Regions from separate parts of the Homo sapiens genome. Here regions 1, 2, 3, 5 and 6 are each linked to region 4. Evidence: chromatin loops called from intact Hi-C (ENCODE). Cell type or tissue: dorsolateral prefrontal cortex. All regions are shown on one strand. Region 1 overlaps KCNAB1 (potassium voltage-gated channel subfamily A regulatory beta subunit 1). Region 2 has its middle 110 kb from the start of KCNAB1. Region 3 has its middle 100 kb from the start of KCNAB1. Region 4 overlaps KCNAB1 (potassium voltage-gated channel subfamily A regulatory beta subunit 1). Region 5 overlaps KCNAB1 (potassium voltage-gated channel subfamily A regulatory beta subunit 1). Region 6 overlaps KCNAB1 (potassium voltage-gated channel subfamily A regulatory beta subunit 1).

Region 1 (4,000 bases), 360 kb after region 4:
CTTCAAAGCAGTACAGTTATAAACCACCACCACCACAAGCTTCTGAAGTTAAATAAATAAACAACTTAAGGTAGATAAATCACAAACAGCTGACCTGAAGTAAAAATTGTGCCTAGGTCTAGGCCTATTTTTTATTAGTGTTAACAGCAACTCCTCTGATGAAACCAAATTCTTGCATTATACCAGTGTTGTAGCCTCCATCTTGATCCTTGCCTCTTAAAAAAAAAAATCTGATATCAGCTGGGTTGAACCATAGGATACTGTCAATATTAAACTATTATGGGGCTCTAAAAATAGCAATTTTATTTGGTTAAATATATAATATGTTAGTGTCTAAAGTGGTGCCTTTGCTTGTTAGATAATCATTCTTCTTTTTTACATAAAAGTATAACATATTTACTGGAAATGTGAAAAATTAAGAACAAAATTGCATGTAATTCCACTAAATAATACAATTATTTTGCATGTTTTTTCTCAGTATTTTGCAAGCATATTTAAAATATTTATAATTGTTAATAATATTCAAGCTTTTAATTATGCCTAAAAACTTCACTCCTAACCTGTTTCCTCATCTAGAATAAGAAGGAACTGCACTGGATTACCTCTAAGGCTTCTTTTGCTTTTATCTTTTTTATCTTTTGCTTTTATCTCTGTGGCCAGATTAATTTGAGTACATTTTATCTGATCAAAACATTAATTTCTAATAAGCATATTTTTATCTTTACCCCTATGGCTTATTGTTCATGCAGTACAACTATTTGCTTACAACTTTCAAAGTTCTAGGGAACATTTTGCAGGAAAAAAAGTTTAATGTGAGCTACCACTTTTGGCATGTGATCCAATTTAGAAAATTAAAATATTGATCAACCAAAATTGTTTTCACTCAGAACAAATAGTTGTATTAATTTCTTTGACATAAAATGCATATTTTTTAAAACATTGATGGCCTACATTACTGAAACAACTGTCCCCAAAATGTTAGAATCTGGGCCTATTTGAGAAGAAACCTGGGCCATTTTCAGTTTGTGTTACTGTTTCAAATTCACAAGTTATTCTACACCCATTATCCCACGTCAAGCTTTGAAAGAATTTCACAACATCCATATCATTTCTCACTTTACAGAAGGAAATTGAGTACTCAGGGAAACAAAGTGGACCTGCAGCATTTATAGGGAGCCACCTGTGTGCTAGGGATACAGGGAGTATGTACGAGAGCTGCCTGTGGCGGGTGAGCGCTGGGGAGGCATCATTAGGTTAAAGAATAATGATTATTTCAACCTGGAAAGGAGCGCAGAGGGAGGACTTAACAAAGTCTTTCAATAGTTTAGTCAGTTTTTCTAAAAGTTTGTGATTGAGAGCTAATGAAACTAATACAAAGGCCCTGGCTCACTGAAGGAGGCTAGGACCTGGACCTCAGCATTTTTGCCAAATTTCCCAGGCGATTCTGATTCATGGTGGTGGAGTGGGGCGGAGGGGAAAGAGGGAGAGGAAGAGAGAGAGAGAGTAGATATCATACTAGCTATCTGTTTGCTTATGTACTAAGGCAAATAACTAAAGATTATAGCATGAAGCACTTGGGTTAGATAAAAAAGCAAAAGAGGAAATATAGGAAGACGTTTGTATCCATTGAAATGGCTTACTTGGGAATAGTATAAAGCAGTGTGTGTCAGCATTACTTGAAAGGCTGCTTAAAACACATATGCAGACTTTGTAATTTACTAAGTCTGGGGTGAGGCCCTGGGATTTGCATTTGTAACAAGTTTCCAGGTGCTGCTGCTGCTGCTGCTGCTGCTGCTGCTGGTCCAGGAGCTACACCCTGAGACCATTGGTGTAGACAAGCACGTTGGTTCTAAATCCTGGCTGCACACTAGAATCATCATCTGGGATGAGTTTTTAAATTATTATCGATGCTGGGGCCTCACCCCCAAGAGATTCTAATATAATAGAATTTCAGTGGAGCCTGGGCCTGGATAGTTTGTAAAGCCCCCACTCCAGGTGTTTCTAATATGTAGTCGGAGTTGAGAACCACTGGGATTAAGGCTTCTGGAAAACTAGGGAAGGAGCCCAGACCAGGAGAGTCACATTCAGTACTGGGTTATCAGGTTTAATCACATTTGTCTGAGTCTCCTTTCCCAGAGGCAGGTGATGCAGTGCACTAAACTATCTTTCTAACATCCTTTCCTCACTCAGAATTGTTATTCTGCCTAGGAGGCTTTTAAAAGGCATCTCCATGTTATGCACTTAACAGTATCTAGAAGACAGTTGATTTTTCCTTTCAGCAATGCTGCCCTCTAGTGTTCTTAATTATTCAAATCATGTAAAAACCCACCTTGGCCATCAGTATGGTTGTTTCCTATTAGTAAGCTAAACGAATTTTTCTCTGAAATAGAATTAAATTTTAATTCATGGCAACATGAATCTCCAAAACTGCAGCCTCTTGGTTCTCCTGCAATTTCTCCCTGCTTTTGATGTTGCAGCCTCCTTCCAGGACAAGAACTCACAGAGTTCCCTTTTCCCAATTCCACCAAGCTTTTCTCTTCAGAGTCAAAACTAAACAATGAGGAAAAAACTACCAGCAACAAAAAGACCTGAGGCATTGGAGTGCCTCGCAGAGGCTCTCCTCACCTTTTTCTCATTTCTGCTACACATCTCATGCCTCCTTTTACACTTGGTTCACAGTTTATTGAGACTAGAATTCATCAAACAGGTGCTGCCATGTCTTCCCATGATGGTTCTACAAACCTCCCTGGGTCCCATCATCTTGACAAAAGTGTCCTTCTTACCTCTAGGGGCTCTGTCCCTCCTCCCTCTCCCTTTATCAAGTCTCTCTCCCTCTTCCTTCCCAGCCCCGAGGCCATTTCATCAATAACTCCCTCTTCCTAGGTCACTCCAAATGGCACACAGGCTTACTCTTAATGTCCCGTGACCCTGAATATCCCTTCAGCTCCTGTCCTATTTCTCTTCCAAACTTATTGAATGCATTGTGTTTAAGGCCTCTCCTTCTTCCACTCATTCTTCCATTGAGTGGCTTCCAATGGCTCCAACCTTGCTTGATCCCATCACATCACTGACACTGAAGCTGCTTTTCTCATGGTCTGCAGTGGTCTCCCTACATATGGCCAAATCCAGTGGACACTGTTTGGGGCTGTTCTGACACAAATGTCCATGGCGTTCCACCCTGTGGGCATGGCTCCCTCTTGAAGTGCCCTCTGCTCTTGGTCTGACACATCCCTGTGTGCCGGCTTCCCTCCTGCCCCTTTGGCTGCCGGCTACCCAGCATCCTGCATGGGTCCTCTCTCTAACCCCTGGGCTGGCCATCAGAAACTCTTCTCTTTTCTGTCTATAGACTTTCCTTACAAGGCTCATCCATTTTCATGAATTTAAATATAATCAATAGACTGGTAACTAATAAATGTATATACACCTCTGGCCCAGATTGCTCACTGTCGTATTTATCCAACTATTAAATATCCACTTGACATCTCCCCTTTATTTTTTATTTTTTATTTTTTTTGAGACGGAGTCTTGCTCTGTCCCCCATGCTGGAGTGCAGTGGCGTGATCTCGGCTTACTGCGAGCTCCACCTCCCAGGTTCATGCCATTCTCTTGCCTCAGCCTCCCGAGTAGCTGGGACTACAGGCACCCGCCACCACGCCCGGCTAATTTTCTGTATTTTTAGTAGAGACGGGGTTTCACCGTGTTAGCCAGGATGGTCTCGATCTCCTGACCTCGTGATCCACCCGCCTCGGCCTCCCAAAGTGCTGGGATTACAGGTGTGAGCCACCGTGCCCCGCCCGTCATCTCCCTTTTAGTATCTCACATGCATCTCCATTTTTCACATGTCCAAAGAAGAACCCTCGATTTTTCTCCCAAACCTGTTCTTCCTTCAGTCTCCCTTATCTCTGTAAACAGCCAGATATCTGGGAAACAGCTTTAATTCCTCCCTTTCCCTGACCACACTCAGTCCATCTGTAAGTATTGTGGATTCTGCCTTCAACAT
Region 2 (4,000 bases), 140 kb before region 4:
ATTGGACGGGGAAGTTCCTTAAGAGGAGAGAAACCACTGTTATGAAGAGTATAAATCTGAATTACATTGACTCTTTATCTGAAGACAGTATTTAGAAAGAGATGCTGTTACCCTTCTTTAGCAGAATCAAGTGTTCCTCCTTGATATGGTTTGGCTCTGTGTCCCCACTCAAATCTCATCTCCAACTATGCCCCACGTGTCAAGGGAGGTAGGTGATTGGATCATGGGGGCGGTTTCCCGTATGCTGTTCTCATGATAGTGAGTAGGAGCTCTCATGAGATCTGATGGTTTTATAAGTGGCAGTTTCCCCTGTTCTTCTCTCTTCTGCCATCTTGTGAAGAAGGTGCTTGCTTCCCCTTAGCATTCCCCCATGGTTGTGTTAGTAAGTTTCCTGAGGCCTCCACAGCCATGTGGAACTGTGAGTCAATTAAGCCTCTTTACTTTATAAATTACCCAGTCTCAGGTATTTCTTTATAGCAGTGTGAAAACAGACGAATACACTCCCCAACACCATTTCAACTGTACCTTGATGATCATCAGCAGGACTGTAGTCAGAGCCAGCTGCAGCAAGATGGGGACAATTGTAGAAAATAAAGTTGCATTTAGTGCACTTTGGAATTATTACAAATTCTTATTCTGCCACATCATAATAGTGTTTAACACAAATATTGTAAGTCACTTCTGGCAAGTTGAGCAGTAACCTACCTTTTTTTTTTTTGAGACAGAGTTTCACTCTGTTGCCCATGCTGGAGTGCAATGGCACGATCTCAGCTCATGCAACCTCTGCCTCCTGGATTCAAGTTGTGAGCAACCCATCACACCCAACCTGGTTTTCTTAACGCATTAAAAAAAGATCTGAGAGGCTATAAGTGGATAGGACAATCAGTATTCTTTATGCTATTCTTTTTATTTGTTTATTTCATCTTCAGTGAGCCAAAGGCTTCATTGTTTTTATAATAATAAAGGAGAAAGATCAATAAAAGAAACTTAAGCTTCTTTTTATTTGTTTATTTCATCTTCAGTGAGCCAAAGGCTTCATTGTTTTTATAATAATAAAGGAGAAAGATCAATAAAAGAAACTTAAGCAATGAAAGGAACGATAAGAAAATACAAGGAAAGGATCTGGAGTTTTTAAGAGCCTGAGTGGATTCTATGATTTCTTAATTTCTAATTTATATGCATCCAGCTTCTCCTGTACTATTTGTTCCACAATGTTTTTGAGAACATTTCCATCTTGTAAATTGGTTGAAAATGAGTATTTCTAATCACTGGTTCCCATTTTTATAGCTTTTGTATGTACTATAAATACTATATAATAACCTCTACTACTATATTTATGTGCCATAAGACAAAGTTCTTGCCTAGAAATGATCACTTAGATGGTGAGAATCAGTAAAACTAAGTAAAATAATTGGAAAATGAGGCAATCTGCAATAAAATGTTGAGTTACACATCTTGGATTTTAAGGGAATGATATGTGGTGGTTCATAAAACCATAAACATAGCTTTCCATGTGCTTAGATTATTTATCCACATCAGCATCTCCAACTGTGAGTTCAAAATATACCAATTAACAATAACATTAGTAGCAATGATAACAGTACTATTAGAATAAAAGTATCTTATATTCCACAGTATAAGTGTCTCATTGTTCAGCAACCCTTACAAAAACCATGTGCAGTAAAAATACTTCACTATTATTTATACTTTACACATGAAGAAGCTGGAGCTCAGAAAAGTTTAGCAATATGATCAAGGTCACAAAGCTCCTTAGTGACTTAGATGACTTTTCTATTTAGTGACCTGCCCATGGGAGGTACAGATATCCGAGATCCCCATCTATCTCTAAGAATCAAAGATAAAGAGAATCACCAGTAGCTCCCCTACTCCACTGGGGATTTCCAGTGAAGAGGAAAATGTGGCAAGAAATTTCTGAGTGACACCTGCTCAAAGCTCAAGGAAATTTCTTGCTGAGTTCATTGCTGTGATGCCTGACACTGGATGGCAGTGTTGCACTGGGCAGAATTCACTAAGTGCCTAAGGGTCACGCAGGTCCATTTGTTTTTTGTTTTGTTTTGCTTTTAATTGTATATATTTAAGGTGCACAATTTTTTTTTATATCAGTCCATTTGTTTTTAGAAGTAGGTTACTGTTGGCCGGGTGCTGTGGCTCATGCCTGTAATCCCAGCACTTTGGGAAGCCAAGCCAGGAGGATCGCTTGAGGTCAAGAGTTCGAGACCAGCCTGGCCAACATGGTGAAACCCTGTCTCTAATAAAAATACAAAAATTAGTTGGGCGTGGTGGCACATGCCTGTAATTCCAGCTACTCAGGAGGCTGAGGCACGAGAATCACTTGAACCCGAGAGATGGAGGTTGCAGTGAGCCTAGATTGCGGCACTGCATTCCAGCCTGGGTGATGAAGAAAACCAAACCACACCTATTAGTCTGAAACTTATCAGAATCTATATAACCAGTTTCTTCCTGTGGGCATATAGGTTGTTTCCTGCTGGCATGTTATTGGATATCCAAGTTGATCCCCACTAGCCCCTTTTGTTGGATGTTAGGTTATTTACAACTCATTACTATTGTATTACCTTTAGCTGCTGTAACAGATTACCACAAATTTATTGGCTTAAAGCAACACAAATTTATTCTTTTACAGCTCTGGAGATCAGTTTCTGAAATCAGTTTCATTCGGCTAAAGTCAAGATGTCAGTAAAACTAGTTTCATATGGAGGCTATGAGGGGAGAATCCAACTACGTGCCTTTTCCAGTTTGGAGAGGCTGCCAACATCCCAGACTCTGCTTTCCTCACATTTTCTTCTCTTCTCTGTAGTATCTCTCTCTGTTTCCCTTCTATAAGGACACTTGTGATTTCATCTTCGAGCCCACTTGTATAATCCTGGTTAATCTCCTCATTTTAAAGTCTTTAACTTAATTACATCTGTAGATTTTCTTTTTGCCACAGAATATAACATATTCCCAGGTTTCAGAGATGAAGACATGGACACCTTGAGGGGCCATTATTCAAACTGCAACAACCATTATAAACAGGTCCAATAGGTATGAACAGGTACAACCGATTGGAGGAAAATACTAGAAAAAAAGGAAGGAAAATATTTTCTCCAAATCCTGAACATTTTGTAAAGAGTTATAAAAATGTTTAAAGACACAAGAATAGTTGTAAAACTGCCCAAATTTCTAATACTGCCTAAAATAGGGACTAGTGATATTCATTTCAATCAAGACATTTCAACCAATTTGAAGTCTTGAACGATGTTTTCCATCAAATAAACTAAAGTCCACCATGAAAGAATAAAGGCAGGCAAATCATGTAGGCCATGGGGAGCTGCATATCTCAGGATGTGAGTCTCAGAGAAAGTGAAAAGGGACCTGAGACATGAAGGAAAAGAAGTGAATCAGGGATGGGGCACAAGGGAGAAAGCCCCTGACACAGAGAATGTGCAGTGTATGGGGGTGAGGACAGACCTGGAGATAAAAGAGAGCATCACATATTTAAAGAACCAAAGGCAGGTTTATGGCGGATAGTGTATTTTGTGGTGGCAATGGGAGGGGGTGCTGCCAAAGAGGCAACTGGTTACTTAACTAGGGGCTGGATCAAGATGGACCTTGTAAGACCTATTGTGGGTGGATTTGACCTAAGGCAGTTGAAGAGCCTTTGCAAATGATCTGAGTCTTCTGATACATAAACTTAATATTAAGATGGCAACACTTCCAAAACTTGTGTTGATCAACTTGTGTAGATCAACTTGTGTTGATCTACAGATTCAACACGATCTCTGTCAGACTCCTAAGCTGGCTGAGGATTTCCAGAAATTGACAAGCTGATCCTGAAATGCACATGGAAATGGAAAAGACCTGGAATTGTTTAAACACTTTTGAAAAAGAATAAAATTGGAGGACTTACATTTCCTGATTTCAAAAATCACAACAAAACTACAGTAATGGAGGCAGCACAACACTGGCAAAAGGATAGACA
Region 3 (4,000 bases), 130 kb before region 4:
TATGCCTGCAGTGTCTGAGTGTCTTTCTCCTTTGCTATAATTGAGGGCTTTCTCTGTTTAGACACACAGGGGCTCTTCTGTAACAAGTGACTAGTACTGATGTGTTAAAAAATCCAAAAGCCTACTTTTTACACACCCCGAGGCCTCTCATGAATAACTTGAATATCATAATAACAACGCACTTATGAAAGTTGATTTATTTTTAGTCTTTTTTTCTTCTCGCAATAAAGATACAGGCAAGCCATAATGTCATAATGTCACAAAATTCATATTATAGGTAAACATTTTTTAACTGTTGGAGACATACATCTAAAAAACCACAGTTGACTCTTGAACAACATGGGGGTTGGGGTGTTGACCCCCTCCCCTGTGCAGTTGGGAATTTGTGTATAACTTTTGACTCCCCCAAAACTTAACTACTAATAGCCTACTGTTGACTGGAAGCCTAACCGATAACATGAACACTCAATGAACACATATTTAGTATACATATTAGATAGTGTATTCTTACAATAAAGTAAGCTAGAGAAAAGAAAATGTTACTAAGAAAATCATAAGGAAGAAAAAATATGTTTACTATGTATTAAGTTGAAGTGAATCATTATAAAGGTCTTCATCCTTGTCATTGTCACACTGAGTAGGCTGAGGAGGAGGAGGAAGAGGAGGTCTTGCTGTCTTGGGGTGACAGAGGCAGAAGAAAATCCACGTGAAAGTGGATCCATGCAGTTCAAACCCATGTTGTTTAAGGGTCAGCTGTAATATACATTTTGCCAAGTAAAAACAGCAATTTAAATACATGTAACTAGGTGTTATGTTCATTTCTTGACTGGGTAGGATGGCTCTGCATAGGAAATAAAACAAAGTAGACTAGTGTGTTTGTTCATCTGCTGGTATGGCATGAGCATTACCTAGGATTCCAAGTAACATAGAGAAATATAAAAGTCAAATGACATCTGACAAACTGTGCCTGACCAAATGACTGTGACCCAGCTGTAGGTGCACTGGGATGGCTGTAATGCCCCAGTTTCTCAGAAGCACTCAGCAGTGTCTATCTGCAGTAGATTTGGGGCTTGAGCTTTTCCTGGAAACCGTATAACAGCCTTTAAATATTCTTAGCCTTCGTTAATAATATGGATCCAGAGTCTTTAGGAGCTCAGGTGTTTTCTTTTGCTTGAAGGTGAAGACAAGTCTGGACAGAATGTGTTATTGTTCCTGGAAGGAAGCCTAACTTTCACCAGGGTCCTTGGAGAGCCACAAGGATCAAACATGTCTGGGGGAGTGAGGTGAAAACATACAGCTCGTAGTCTCAGGCCTAGTCTTGGAGTGGACACATGGGATTAAACGCCCATGGCCTTTTGCACCGACATTCACCTGGTGTTTTTTGCCTTGATCAGGGGTCCTTGAAGTCAGAGTCATGTGAAAATGGTAATTAGGTTCAAAGTATTATTGAGAAAACCATTTCACCTTGACAGTCAATGAAACAATTTGCTGCTGCTTGCTCTGGCAGCACACTATTAAGCTATCATTGAATCTGAGCCCTGGAATTGCTCACTCAGAACCATAACATTGCTGACTCTGTTAGGACCCTTAAGAAAAAAAGCTGTTTAGTCTGAAGCTCCCTACTTGGTGATGAGGGGCCCGAGGTCCAAGAGATGGAGAGAGGATCACACAGTGAAAAGGCCACACCTCTAATTCCTGCTCTTGGACTTGGCCATGTCCTTTCTGTCTACCCCTAGGCCTCTGAAAGGATATGAGCTTTGGTGTCTGCACTTTAACATATGCTGCATCTGTGAGCTCATGATTCTTCATTTGTAAAGTGAACAAAACAAAACCAGCCACAGAGTGTGACGAGGTGTGAATTATCCATCACCGTGCATGCAATAAAGACCTTCTGCCTAAGAGCATGCGTGTTATTTTTCCTATGCTTTGTCTCATCTCTGATGAGTCCTACTACATTTGGAAGATGTAATCACCATGGCCCTGGTAAAATATACTATCATCCCGGGAATTACAAAAGCACTGGACACCAGATGCTGCTGCCCAAATCAGAAACCTCATCAACACTGAATTTAGTTCCTGACCTACAGGAATAATAAAGTATGTGAAAACAATTTGTAAAATGTAAAATGCAGTAAAAATGCTAGCTTTTTGTTCTTATTAATATAACATAAAATCATCTATTTTAATGATTTTTTTATAGGCCTGAGCACAGTTTTTCTTTTTTTACTAGAGGATTAAGACAAATCAGCTTTGGTGATAAACATGCCTTTGTGCAAGGGTAGCCCTTGACAACAAGAGAGAATTGCTCAGAAACAGCTGCCTTCTGGTAAGAAAGAGAGATCACAAATGAGGGAGGAATAGTTCCAAATAGGTCTGAGAAAAGCCATGGACTAAACCCTTACAGCTCAAGAGAGGGATTCTCAGGCTGTTAAGGAGGTGTAGTCTATCACCCAGAGTGTCCTTTTATTTGGATGTAACCAAATTCTGAAGAGGTTCCTCTGGGAATCAGTCTTTCCTTTAAGACTTGTCAGCATCATTTTGAAAGCCTGAGGGTGGAACCTGTGGAGCATCCACACTTTAGAAAACTGAGACTTGTGAGACATTTGACAGACTGTGATGTCACTCAGTCAGGGCCCAGGGCTATGTCATCTGCTAGCTCACTTGTGAAGGCAGATGGCTATGGGAAGACTGAAGCATGGGCCTAGGATTTCACCAGCAAGTAGTAATGGGAGACCCTTTTTTGGGATTTCCCAGGTCAGGTGGAGATTACACTTAGACAACAAATAGGAAATCCTTCAGTGAGGATAAGGTGAAGGAGATGACCTTCCTGTGGAAGGGGAGGTGGGTCCCAGCTGACTGGTAATGTTAATAATATCAGCGTGGTGAATATGTGGGGAGTATAATTGTGTTGTAGAACAGATGGGGAATGTAGAAAAGTGTAAAGATGAAAAATTAAAATCACATAATATAGCACTGAAAAGCACTGCATGACTGTCATTTTGAACTGGAAACGAACACAGAAACATGAAAATGATTGGTTTGTTAAGGCAGTGGGAAAGGTAATTTTTTTCCTTTCTTTTGACATCTGGTTTGCAATGGTTTCTTTTAGTTCTTTTAATGGAAACATATAGGTGAAAGACAGCTATAAAATATTGCTAAATTTTAGAAATGTAGAATGCCATTTTGTTTGTTGCTTTTAAAATTGGTTATCCTCACTTAAAGCATATTGTGAACTTTTCCCTAATGCATAAACATTTGTCCAAAATATGATTTAAATGGCTCCTTTGCATTACATCACGTGAATAAATCATAATTGATTTAAAAATTCCCCATTGTGTACATTTAGTTTGCTGCCTTTTTACTATTATAAATCAAACTGTAGTCGATATCCTTATACATCATGTTTGTGTGGATCTTAATTGCTTCCTTGAGATAAATACTTTGAAGTAAAATCACATGATCAAAGGGTATACAGATTTTTCATATATTGGTGGATTGTGTTCTGAAAATATTTCTGTGAATTTATACTCTGAGGGGAAATGTTTGAGAGGCGCAAAGAGCAAGACGAGGGACCAGGAATCCATGGTGAGTTGACCTGGAGAAAGACTGGGGGACACCTCTAGGAGAGGCCTGGCAAGAAAGGGAGGAGAAGGAGCTCTCAGGAAGAAACCCAGGGACATAAGCCTCACCAGTGACAAACACAGCAATGTGAGCTGAGGGCAACACTTCGCCTTAAAGTGTAGATTAAAGAAAATGATGCATACAAAAAATGTTCATTGACCTCTTACGGGCTTTACAAAAGTTTCTAAGGTAGTTTATTATCCCCTAGTCACAGAGGCAGGAAGGGAGGCACAGAAATTAAGTAAGTTTCCTACCACCACGCTAATGAAAGTGGCAGAACACAGACAAAAAATGATGTATGCCATTCCAAATCTCATGGTTTTCCACTCAACTTTTTCTATACTCTGAAGGAGAGAGGTTGGCCTGATGTCACCTTTTT
Region 4 (4,000 bases):
TATAAGAAATCCATAAAGTCACATATGTGAAAGTGCTTGGCTCACTGCCTGCTAGCATGGGAACCTAAGTGCTCCCTTGCTTCAAGCTCCTTTTTAACCAATCCTAGTAATCTATCACTTAGGCATCTTTAGCATTTCCAAAAAGAAGTGTGTGTCTATTTATAAAGGATAGAGGGACAGAAAATAAACACCTAAAATAGAATATTGCACAATTCTGAACATATCACCCTCCTTTCATCACTTGCTTTTTCATTTTCTTTCTTTTTTTTTTTTGCTGTTGCTATTAGGATCTACTCAGAAAGTGTTTGTTTTTCTTTCTTTTTATCTCACACATGGGCTCCTAATCAGCTTGGCCTCAGGAAGTGTGGGAATAAATAACTCTTCAAACGATGTAATACGAAGGTATCTTTTATCAACTGCTGCATTTCCAGTGCCTGGCATTGTGCCTAGAACAAAAATATTTGAGCCAGAATGAAATGAAAAGGACTGAAACTTCCACCAGCTTGCAGTGTCTCTCCCATTAGCTTGCCCCAGTGTCCGAAGATCTCCCTAGACTGGAGACATCAGTTCTCAGAGACTTCTGTTAAAAGGGGAGTGTGCTTGCTGAGTGGTGGCCACGCTAATCTAAGCTACTAGATGGTAGACCAAGAAGGAAACCGGACATAGTCCAAGCCTGACCTAAAATAAGAGAAAACAGGAAGGAAGCTTCCAGGCTAGATCAACAGAAAAGCTCGAGTATCCGAGCATGGTACATTACTACGGACTATCATAGAAGCAGGAGGGATGGAATTGAAAAAAAGGGGAAGGAAAACTAGAGAGAAACCTCACTTAGCTACCAGCTTTTCTCAGAGATGTCAGGGCAGAGAATTTGAAGGCATAAATGAGAGTTTTCATTGATCATTAAACAAAGACTCCAGAGATAAGTAGGAACAATTTTTCACCTGAACCCCTCTCTGTGGGTTCTGTCACAGTGCAAACATGATGTTCTAGCAGAAGGATTTAAAGACAAGCTCTTCCCTCCCTCCTCTCATCCCCTGCTTCCTTATCTACAAAATGAAGCTGAAAAACCCTACTTCAAAGGGTAACGCCATCCTCTCAAAGAGGCATATAGTGGATACCCAGGAAAGACTATCCCTCTTGCCCTTTCTCCTTTTCATAGTATTACAGGGTTGACATATGTGGAAGTTGAAAATTACATTTGTTCCTAAATTGCACTTACTTTCATCCTCCCAGGACCCTCCAAACCCCACCAAAAACACCCTTTCATCATGTGTTCTTGTGACCTGCCCTTTTCATGAGACACTTGGCACACTCAGACCTGCTTGAAAAGTATTAATAGCTAGAGCTGTGACTGTGAAAATCAATAGCCTAGAAAAATGCTACTCATGCAGGGGGTTGTATTAAAAAATGTCCACATGATTTATTTTAGATGACCTAATTTGGTAAGTCTCTGGGCCTGTGCTTATTTGCTGTGAGCTCTCTAGCTGTTTTTCTCCTTGCATCAATATTTCTGGAGGAAAGTAGATGACACCAAGATGGCTCAGGCTCAGGACGTATGTGATTACTTGAAACCTGAATAGGCTGCTGGTGAAGGGCTGTGGAGGCGTAGTGAAAGGGGCTTATTCAAAACAAACAGAACGTGTTATTTCCTATTGAATGGAATAGAAATTCTAAAATAAGTATGTTTTCAAAGTGTCAGTTTAGATAGAAAATGCTTAGAATTTAAGCAAGAGTGAGAGACGAGTGCTGCTTGGGTTTGAAATATTGTTGAGAGGGGCAGATATTCAATCTGTTTTGAAATTTCCACTTGGGGTTTTCCAGGATAAAAGTTGCTTTGTTTATGCAGCATGACGAAAATACTGGAAATTCAGGGCTTGAGAACAATACTGGGTTACAGGGATCCGTGCTTTCTTATATACAAGTTGTTGACAGCGGTTTCGTCTGAAAAAAAGTGAGCATTTTGAAATCTGATTTTCATGACCGAGGAGTAACTGTAGGCCAAAGATGTTTTCACCCAAGAGAAAAACAATTCCTGAATTTCCCTGCAGTGCCTTTGAGTGCCACTGGGATGTGCTATTTCATAAAGAAAAGGAAGCTCTTCTGTTGCCTGAAACGCTGCTAGCAGAAAACTTTATTCAGACAGTCCTAGACTCGAACTTAAATTTGAATCTATGTATTTACCTTGATTATGACAATGGGAAATTTTATATAGTGAGAAAAAAATTAAAAAGGTAAGACCAGCATATTCCTAAGGTTCTGAGAAGCCTAGATTCCATGGCAAGCCTATGTTATTATAACCTAACCCAGTTAGATATTTTATAGAGCAAATTTTCTATGTCTGGGAGTTTTCTAGCGTAGGGGGTTCTGAGCTACACCACAGACCTCTGGGCATGGCTGGTGAAGAAAGGAAAAGTAGACATCTCATCCCCTACCATCTTTCAGAGAATATTCTGTTGGTGTCAGCCCCACCTCAGGTGCAGGCACCTTGTTACACAGTTAAGATGGAGCAGACTGGAACGTGTGTGCTATCTGGACTGCACGGGAGAAGGCCATATCAAAGCCTGTCAATGCTCTCAGAACCATGGTCTTGTGGGCCTGGCTCATCACCAAGTTAGGAGATGGCCCTCCTCTGTACCCACTGTTTGTTTTCACATATCACGTGTCACCTCTCCACACTTAGAGCGAGTGCCTCCCATCCAGTGATTCCTCTTCCTCTCCTTATCTAGTTACCAACTAATTCTCCCTAAGTTTTAAAATATAGATGCTTTTTAATAGAGTGTCTGCAAAATATATCATCCAAAGAAATGAATCCCTAATGATGGGAGTACAGGTTATTTTTAGACAAACTGTCTAGTACTTAAGGCCAGAACTATTTTAAAATTTTTATCTGAAAATAATTTCAAACATAAGGAAAAGTTGCTAAAATAATATAAAGAACACATCTGGGCTATTTATTCCTTAACATATTGTTAACATTTTGCCCCATTTGCTTTAACTTTTGTTCATGCTCTCACATGCTCACTCCTTACAACCCACCTCTCCATTTATTTTTCCAAGCTTTTTAAAACTAAGTTGCACACATCATGGCTTTTTAGTCCTCAGTATCTCTTAATAGTTATGATATTTTCTTATCCCCAATACAATTAACAACTTTGGTAAAATTTACATAAATATGATATTTTAATCTACCATTGTATTCTAATTTTGTCAGCTGACACAATAATGCTCTTTGTGGCATTTTTTTACTCCAGTTGTACAGGATCAGTATTGGATGGCAATATTTTGTTGTCATATCTTTTAGGTCTCCTTCAATCTGGAACAGTTCAGGAGAAATTAATTTTAGTATAGGAAGGAGGTCAAAGGAAAGACTATGACTAATTGCAAGTCCGCCTTGGGTTGGGAGGTGGCGCTGTGGTGCCACACAATTGTTATGCCTGCAGGAAGGTCTCCTGGATATTGTTACCGTGTCCCTGACAACGACTGTGTCTCCCACAGCTACCCAGCGAGGGTTACCACGTTTTCTTCTGGAACTTTAGGCCCAAAGCTGAGGGATCTCATAGGCCTGCTGACCTTATTAGCCTACATAAATCCGGTCCCCTGTGTCCCTGTGCTCAGCACATCCCCTGAGGGTGGGTGTTAGTGGTAGGTGTGTTAAAAGGGAGTCACCAGGCGTTAAGAGGGGTAAGGCCCTCTGAGCACTGATGGACCACAGACACGGTTACCTCAGGATTGTCTAGCCCCTAAGTCAGGTGCCCATAAATGAGCTGGGTTAGGAAACCATCCCAAGAGGCTGAAGTGGCAGCCGAAGGAGAGGCCTGATACCAGCTGGATTCAGAGTGACGGGAGTATGGATTCTGGCCTTAGCTTCTGGTGAACCCACTGTGGGAGGGGTGGGAGCTTTCAGAAAGATGCAGGTTCTCAATGGGCTAGATGGAACATTTTTAGACAATGGATTTTGACCCAATTGTCTTCTGTCATTTTCTCCTTCATGATATTCCTC
Region 5 (4,000 bases), 320 kb after region 4:
TCTAGTGAAAATTTTTGGCATTTGGTCTTCTGCTGTCTTCCCCCTGAAACTTTCCAGATGCGAACACCATGGTATAATTTCACATTCTGGTTCTGTAGACTATGTTACACAGCTCTCCCAGGAGCAGCAATTCTGAAGGTGTCAGTATTGTTAGGCCCACTGCAGACTAGAGAATTGAGTCTCAAAGAAAGGTCAGAGAACCCAAGTGGGGTCCCTAGCATGCTAGAGTGCAGATTTCCGACCTTTCAAACCTTGTGATACCCTGTTATTTGTTTACTTAGTATTCCTGTCCTTTCCTTACCTCCTCCCTGCATACAACTGTCCCCAAAAGTGGCTCATATCATGATACTTTTTCATGTTAATTTAATTTCACACTGTTTCTTGAGATAGCTGGTGATACCCTGTGCCTGAGCATCACAGAAGGTTTATAGGAGAAGGCATTAGACCTCATAACATCTGTCTGCCCTAATCTCTTCATCAAAGCTTTTAACAAGCTACCATCACAGACAATCCTTTCTCAATGGATGGAAAATATTTCCAGAACAATATTCAAGCACTCCATTTTCCTGTCAGAAAAGTAATTGTGGCTGGCTGATAAACCAGTATGAAAAATCAAATTTAAATGAACCAAATTTAAATTTATAAGAGCCTCATTTAACATGCAATTAATTTTATGCCTATAATAAAGAGACTAAAGCCTCTGGTCTCCCTGAGGAATTAAAGAGGCTGATAAGAGAATGCTAAATGCTGTGCCCCATGGAAATAGGGTAACATGATTCTCGAACACTGTCATCCTTTTGGTTGCATAATATTATATACAATACATTCTATTTCAGGGAAGCATTAATTTTACTAAAATTAATTTTTTTCTGAGTATTCATAGAAATGTGACCAAATGGTTAGGGCTGAAACATAGGCGGTTGGTTCCTGACTCCCTTTTTAAGTTCTTATTCTCTCCTTCATATTACGTCTTCAGTCTTTATAGCATTAGCGTCCAGTGTTTTTGTTTCTTCCCCCAAAACAGAGAATAATAGAAATGGTAGAGCTCAGCTATATTTTATGTTCCTTAAACTTTGTTCCAATTAGTAAAATGTTGAGCAAAGGCTTCATTTGCTAACCCCTTTATATTACTATTAAAACCAACATTTACATTAAGATGGGGTTGGGGCAGTCATTTATTTCTGATTTAAACCATTTTAATGAGTTTTATGTGTAATAAATGTACCTCTAGCTCACTATAAGCCTATTAAGTGATCCAAAATACATAAATATTAATTTGCATTGTTCAAGAAGAAAAACACTAACTGTTGGAAAGAAGCTGCTTTTTATTCTAAATTTTGCTTCTGGATATTGCCACATACAAGTCACTGTGAAGGTCATTCCTAAGTGTATATTTTCCTGTGAGAGTGATAATATTCCTGAAAAAGCTCTAAGACTTTTTTTATTGGGGGAAGTCAGCCTTTCATATATTTTTAAAACGTTCTAGAGTCAATTAACAATCATTGTATTCAACGCATTTTTGAAACTATTCCAATTCTATTTTTTTAAAGCAAATTCTTGAAAGAAACCAAACTTCAACTCTGAATAGTGCTCATATTTAGATTTTGGGGTTTGTTTCCTGCTTCTGCTCCCAGGATTGAAGGGCTCCCTCCAGAGGCTGCAGCTCGAGTATGTGGATGTGGTCTTTGCAAATCGACCGGACAGTAACACTCCCATGGAAGGTAAGTTAAGAAAGCTAATAAAATACTCTAGAAATCTTGATTCAGTTTGAGGGCTTATTCTGCTCACAGCAGGAAATGAATTGTATTCAGACTGATCAAACTGAATGTGAAAAATAAAAATGTTTCTGACTGATGCCTTTTGGCCTCAGCGTTTAACCCCAAAACCAATGCTCTGCGTGCTGCGTCTTCTTCTTTTAAAGCAGTTGAAGGCATTGGGCTCGTGGCTCCCGCTGGTTACAGTGCTCACCTTTTCCAGGTTCATTTCACTTTTGTGATTTCATCAACTAAAACAATAAAGTTAATTGGAAAGGGGCTTTATAACTCAGCCATCATCGCGTCACAGTAAATCCTTTGAGGGTCTTCCTATTTTATAATGGCTCTAAGTCTGATTAGTTTCCAGTCTGTGGTAGCAATGCTCAGTGGTGCCACCAGCAGGGATTCCACAGCAGTGACTGCTTCAAAATAAGATATCATTGCAGTTTGATTGTTGAGTCTCAAGGAGCTGCAACATTTTATCCCCCTTCTGTTATAACTGTTTGAGGACCACAGTTTAAGCTTCTCCCTGTGGAAGCTTTCAGAATGTTTCTAAAACCAGATTTTCTTCGATTTACATTTATTTACAGAACTTGCTAGGATGTTTGAGACAGAAGATAGTTTGAGAGGCTGAGGATGAATTAAAAAGAATGTTCCAGTTAACTGAAGTTTAAAATCATATGGATTATCACTTACCTGAGGTGATTGAGAATGAAGATATTTGAGAAAAAGAGCAAAAATGAATATTCTGGTTATTTGAACAGTATGATGTGGATTACCACTTTTAAAATAATTAGAATAGTTTGATTCACATGAGATTACATTGAAGGTAACTTTGTCCTTGATGATTCAAAAGGCAGGATCTTGTAATAAATCAGGCTCTGTAAAGAGTGGTTCTTGTTATAGGGTTATAGAAGGGTTATAGTAATGGAAAAGTATAAATGATTGACATATTATAAATTTTTCTGGGTTGTATTTCTGACCATAAAAAAGTTATGGAAATTATTTTCCTTGCCATTTGTCTCATTCTCAACTACAGAGAAATGTAAAATATATATAGTCTTATAACTAACTTTCTCCTACAGTTTTCTTCTTTCTTGAATCCGGGTAAAATTAGGAGTTTATTATAAAGCAGTATCAGCGTGGGAAATTTTCCATGGAAATGACATAAAACTGCATATTTTTTGTCAAAGCAAAGATTAGGTGTTTGAGAAAGCAAATCATAAGCATTTTATTAGTATAAGAAGTATTTATTGCAAGGATAATATGACGTTATTCAACTCTTTTTTTTATTTTTTATCTTATTTTTCCATAAGTTATTGGGGTACAGGTGGTAGTTGGTTACATGAGTAAGTGCTTTAGCGGTGATTTGTAAGATTTTGGTGCACTTATCACTAGAGCAGAATACACTGCACCATATTTGTAGTCTTATCCCTCACTCCTCTCCCACTCTTCCCCCCAAGTCCCCAAAGTCCACTGTAGCATGCTTATGTCTTTGTGTCCTCATAGCTTAGTTCTCACATATCGGTGAGAACACACAACGTTTGGTTTCCCATTCCTGGGTTACTTCACTTAGAATAATAGTCTCCAGTCTCATCCAGGTCACTGCAAATGCTGTTAATTCATTCCTTTTTATGGCTGAGTAGTATTCCATCATATATATATATATACACACACACACACACACACACACGCACACACACACACATATACACACACACACACATATATACACACACACATATATATATATCTCACAGTTTCTTTATCCACTCGTTGATTGATGGGCATTTGGGTTGGTTCCATGATTTTGCAATTGTGAATTGTGCTGCTGTAAACACGCGTGTTCTTTAAGGAATATTCACACTGTTTTCCATAGTGGCTGTACTAGTTTACGTTCCCACCAGCAGTGTAGAAATGTTCCAGTCAATTCTTAATGACACATTAAAACAGAGCACTAAAGTTATTTAGTCTGCAATAGTGTCAAGTAAAATGCCATTTAGTGGGGTCTATGAAAGACTGGAATTGCTTCACATTTTAAGTGCCTAGTGACTATTTTCCTCTTTTAGACAGTGTTCTTTGCAGTTATACCATGTACAGGATAGCAGAACATCTGAGATTTTTAAGAATTTTGTTCCCATCTTACCCCTACCTTTAATTTTAGGAATATATTGTAGGAGTCTCTCAAACAGAAAACATAATTTGCATTATATTTATAGAAGAAGGAGGAAATCCTCAATTAGGAG
Region 6 (4,000 bases), 230 kb after region 4:
ATCATTCCACACTGTAAGCGTATATCAAAGCATCATATTGGGTCCCAAAAACATATAGAATTGGCATTTCTCAATTGAAAATAACACTAAAAAACAAACCAAAAAAGCGCCCAAAGAGCCATTAGACCACAGATGAAGGAGTATGGAGTATTTAAAGCTGAGTCTTGGGATTAGGGAATTTTGCAGATAGGTGGTGATATCTGAACTGGCCGGTTAAAGGATGGACATTTCTGCAAAAGGAGAAAGAACATTTTTGGCTGAGGGAACAGCATGAGATCCTCCAAAGTGTGTAGCAGTTTTAGAGAAGAGTCCCAGTAGAGGATACTGAGGGGATTCTGGTGATAATGAGGAGATTAGGAAGTGAGCCAGGGCCATGTGGTAAAGGAAGTGAAGCCTCCAGTGTAGAGAGAATAGAGCATTCACTCCTTCACCAAGGCTGGGGTCTCCTTGCCCACAAGCAGATGTTCTAACATGGGTGTCTTCCAAGTGAACACAGTCAGCAAGAGCCTTATCACAAGTTTCTTTAATAGGCTCTTCAGGGAAATTTACAGAACTTCTCACTGAACTAAATCAGTGGACATTTTGAAAGCTGGAAGGCAATTATAAGCTGGGCCAGAAACACAAAATGAGGAAAGGATCTTGTGGAAAATGGAGCTGTTTCAGCAGGCAGGAAACACAGGGAAGTGGTTCTAACACACTACTACTACCTAGTTCCTTCTCTGCTCACCTCCATATCCTGTGGCCCCTGGAAAAGATGAGACCTGGGTAAAACTGGTAATACCTATCCAGTCATTTGACACGTGAAAGGTTCCCAAGACTCAACTGCCACATTAGCCTTGCACAGATGCTTAACATTTCATTATATTTACTCTTTTAGCTGCAAAGAAAAAGATGAAATGCAAACTCTTTTGAAGGAACAGTGCAGCTAAGTTGAAAGAACACTGGATCAAGAATCAAGAAACCTAACCTCATTTTTACTTCACCTGAAGAGCTGTGTGGCCCTAGGTACAATAGGGCCACACAATTCATCTGTAAAGTTCCCCAACACACTGCCCATTCCAAAATCTTGGGGAAATTTAAAAGCTATATTCATTTCCAGGTCCCATCCAGATCTACTGAATCATAATCTCCAGAAGTGAGATCCAGAACCTGCATTTTCAGGCTGGGTGAGTGGCTCACACCTGTAATCCCAGCGCTTTGGGAGGCTGAGGCGGGTGTATCACCTGAGGTCGGGAGTTTGGGACCAGCCTGACCAACATGGAGAAACGCATCTCTACTAAAAATACAAAATTAGCTGGGCATGGTGGTGCATGCCTGTAATCCCAGCTACTCAGGAGGCTGAGGTAGGAGAATCTCTTGAACCCAGGAGGTGGAGGTTGCAGTGAGCCAAGATCACACCATTGCACTCCAGCCTGGGCAACAAGAGAGAAACTCCGTCTCAAAACAAACAAACGAAAACAAAAAACAAACAAAAAAACCAACCAACCAACCAAACAGAACCTGCATTTTCTAGTCTTTTTGTGATACTGGTTGGTGCCATTTACCGACTATTTTTTGTCCCACTAGCTTCTGGGAACCAAGTAGAGTTGCATTTTGTGGCCCCCTTGTGGTGAGGTGGGGCCATGGGAACAGTTCTGGCCACTGAGTGGGAAGTAGAAGGGGCAAGTGTCTCTTCCTGACTGGAGCATGGAATTGCCAGACTGAGACTGTCCCAGGTTGTTTTTCCCTCTGGCTTTGCAAGCAACCACTTTGGGATCTCCAAGTGACCACCATAAGCAGAGCACCCTGCCTACCTGCAATGAAAAAGAAGCCTGAGGGCTTGTTACATGTCGCTGAGGTGTGGAGCTTGTTAGCGCAGCCTAACCTAGCTTAGACTGACTGATAACCATCCTCTGGTGATTTGTACACAGTCAGCCTGATGCCAGGCTTTGACAAACTCGGGCTAGATGATCTTTCGGGTGCTTTCTACGTCTGAACTTTGTTGGTTCTGTAAACAGGTTATTAGCTATTAACTTCTGGTAAGATGCTTACTGGCCATCCGATGGGAAAAGCCCTTGTCAGGTCTTTCTGAGAGCTGCTCTTGCAAAATAGGCAGTGTGAAGAGATTAGATTGGGGATGGGGGCAGGGCAGAGCTCTCAGAGAGAGCAGCTATATAGTTGGGAGCAAGGAGTAGGTACATTCCCAAGGGTCAATTCAAGTTGGCCTGAAAGCCAACTTGGCAGCTGGAATTTCTATTTCTACTTTTAACAATTCAACATTTCCTGCCACTAGAATTTGTATATAAATGAATGGGTAATCTGCTTCAGGGGTTTTCATCCTGGGTGAAGATGGTCCCTTAAAATTTTGCTTGCCTGGAAACCCTTTTGTATGAGGCCTAAACTCCTTAGCACTGTAATTTAGGCCACTTCAATCCACTCTTAGGATAAATACCCATCCTGATTTGCCCAGAATTATCCCAGTTTTGCACTGAAAGTCTGGCATCCTAGGAATTCCTCAGTTCTGGGCAAACTGGGACAGTTGGTCACCCTACAGGCCATTTTGTTTCTTTCTAATAACATCACTGTGAAGATAAATTCTCCTCACCCCACCCTGATACTTGGCAAAGTTAGGTTTCAAGCTCTTCCCATGTGCTCTGGCTCAAGTCAGAAAAAAATAAAACCTCAACAGCTTCTGTTCTGCAGAAAGAGGTTTACAGATTTCAATATGCTAGCCAAAAAGAAAAAAATTATTCTCAGCTTGATTCTTTTGCCAGCTTGATAGGCATCGGCAGAGATGGGTGGTTTCCAACAGCGTTTTTCGCCCCTGAGCTGGTTTTGAGCCTCGCAGCTCTGCCACTTGACGGCATCCAGGTTTCCAGACGCTGGCAGGGATGCTACAGTCTGTCACCATCAGGCCTGCTTTGAGTTTTTCTGTTCTGACAGCTAGACAAGATGTCATTTGAAGGGTGTTTAGTACTTGGGTGGTTGTTTTCAGGGTGGGTGAGCCCCAGAGTAGATTTGATTCAGGAAACATTAAATGTTGGAGGCTGGTCTGTATCCTACTTGAAGAGTCAGATTAAAGGGTTGTATAAAATTAGGCACTTTTTATTCTGCAATTAAATAAGTTCACTGCCCTTTTGCTAAAAATGGATAATGGACAACTGAATGGCAGCTTGTTGGAAAATGGTGAAACCCAGAGTGGCTAAAGCTGATACAGCATTTGCTTCACCACCGTCTTTTTACAAGATATTATGAAGTGACTAAGGAGAGTATATTCAACTTTCAGAAAATACTTCTGAGTGAACTCTTTGCCTGAATGTCCTTCTACTCTGCAGCCTAGTAGCCCGATAGTAAAGAATGATTTGCTGAAAAGCCCGATTTTCCCTTTCTTCATCACTCTCTTCCCTCCTTTAGCTCTCAAAAAGTCCTGGGTCTCAGACCAAAGGTTGTTCTAGAAACAACTTGCTCTTGGAGAAATGTACCAAAGGAAAATGGAGTGCAAAAGCAAAAAAAGTCTATTTCTAGGGAGACCAAATTAGGAAGAAATGAGAACATGAGATATGAGTAGAAAGAAAGGAAGGGAAATAAGGACCTTTCTAGAGGCAGGGATGGTTCATGTGGTAGGCAGTCATTAGGTGCCAGGGAATATAGTTGAAGATGTGCTGGGATAGGCTTCTTGTTTCATATATTCACACTGGCACAGGAACCGCATCAGAACTTGTACTATTTCTTCTTTTAGATGAAGTTGGGTCCTCCTCAGAAAACTTCCATTCTGTGAAAACTCCCTTGGAATGGATTCCTCAGAGAGGTTTTGTTCTTCTGGCAGGAGAAGGAGGGCACCTGAAGGGGTAGGGGCACCTGGAAGGTGAAAAAGCATGGGAAGGAGGGTAAAGGCAATGAATATCATTTTTTCTACTTCAGTACCTTTCCAACAGCTGGCCCCATGGGAAGGAAAAGAAAACAAGAAAGAGTAAGAATAAAATTGTTTGGATTGGACTTTTCTCCTAACCAACCTCCTCAT

Evidence for each region. A loop is a pair of places that touch in the nucleus more often than their neighbours do. Peaks named below come from ENCODE experiments on the same cell type or tissue, not always from the same donor. Only the 100,000 strongest peaks of a DNase experiment are listed, where the experiment ranks them.
Region 1: it touches region 4 in a loop (3-fold over the local background); 97 of 110 quality-filtered maps call a loop at or near these places.
Region 2: a loop joins it to region 4, with 2.7 times the contacts of the local background. A loop is called at or near these places in 9 of 110 quality-filtered maps.
Region 3: a loop joins it to region 4, with 3 times the contacts of the local background. A loop is called at or near these places in 10 of 110 quality-filtered maps.
Region 5: a loop joins it to region 4, with 2.8 times the contacts of the local background. A loop is called at or near these places in 6 of 110 quality-filtered maps.
Region 6: it touches region 4 in a loop (2.5-fold over the local background); 34 of 110 quality-filtered maps call a loop at or near these places.

What each region holds. Positions count from the first base shown.
Region 1 is chr3:156,507,608-156,511,607 of GRCh38, forward strand. The region is part of intron 8 of KCNAB1 (potassium voltage-gated channel subfamily A regulatory beta subunit 1); the gene reads left to right. Among named protein-coding and RNA genes, the nearest start is that of SSR3, 46 kb to the right of the region's middle. In dorsolateral prefrontal cortex, CTCF peaks have their summits at 2,304 (motif pointing left) and 2,510; no DNase peak of the experiment used is centred here.
Region 2 is chr3:156,009,033-156,013,032 of GRCh38, forward strand. No RefSeq gene overlaps it. Among named protein-coding and RNA genes, the nearest start is that of KCNAB1, 110 kb to the right of the region's middle. In dorsolateral prefrontal cortex, CTCF peaks have their summits at 1,998 (motif pointing right) and 2,201; a DNase peak (open chromatin) is centred at 2,009; H3K27me3 peaks cover 539 bases.
Region 3 is chr3:156,015,219-156,019,218 of GRCh38, forward strand. No RefSeq gene overlaps it. Among named protein-coding and RNA genes, the nearest start is that of KCNAB1, 100 kb to the right of the region's middle. In dorsolateral prefrontal cortex, no CTCF peak of the experiment used is centred here; no DNase peak of the experiment used is centred here; H3K27ac peaks cover 1,180 bases.
Region 4 is chr3:156,148,599-156,152,598 of GRCh38, forward strand. All of the region lies in intron 1 of KCNAB1 (potassium voltage-gated channel subfamily A regulatory beta subunit 1), which reads left to right. Among named protein-coding and RNA genes, the nearest start is that of KCNAB1, 30 kb to the left of the region's middle. In dorsolateral prefrontal cortex, CTCF peaks have their summits at 2,061, 2,261 and 3,390; DNase peaks (open chromatin) are centred at 2,063 and 3,423; H3K27ac peaks cover 3,003 bases.
Region 5 is chr3:156,473,100-156,477,099 of GRCh38, forward strand. It overlaps KCNAB1 (potassium voltage-gated channel subfamily A regulatory beta subunit 1), which reads left to right. Exons shown (of 14, transcript NM_172160.3): 8 at 1,635-1,721. Among named protein-coding and RNA genes, the nearest start is that of KCNAB1-AS1, 28 kb to the left of the region's middle. In dorsolateral prefrontal cortex, CTCF peaks have their summits at 1,662 (motif pointing left) and 2,111; a DNase peak (open chromatin) is centred at 1,659.
Region 6 is chr3:156,381,043-156,385,042 of GRCh38, forward strand. The region is part of intron 1 of KCNAB1 (potassium voltage-gated channel subfamily A regulatory beta subunit 1); the gene reads left to right. Among named protein-coding and RNA genes, the nearest start is that of KCNAB1-AS1, 64 kb to the right of the region's middle. In dorsolateral prefrontal cortex, a CTCF peak has its summit at 1,621 (motif pointing left); a DNase peak (open chromatin) is centred at 2,819; H3K27ac peaks cover 1,049 bases.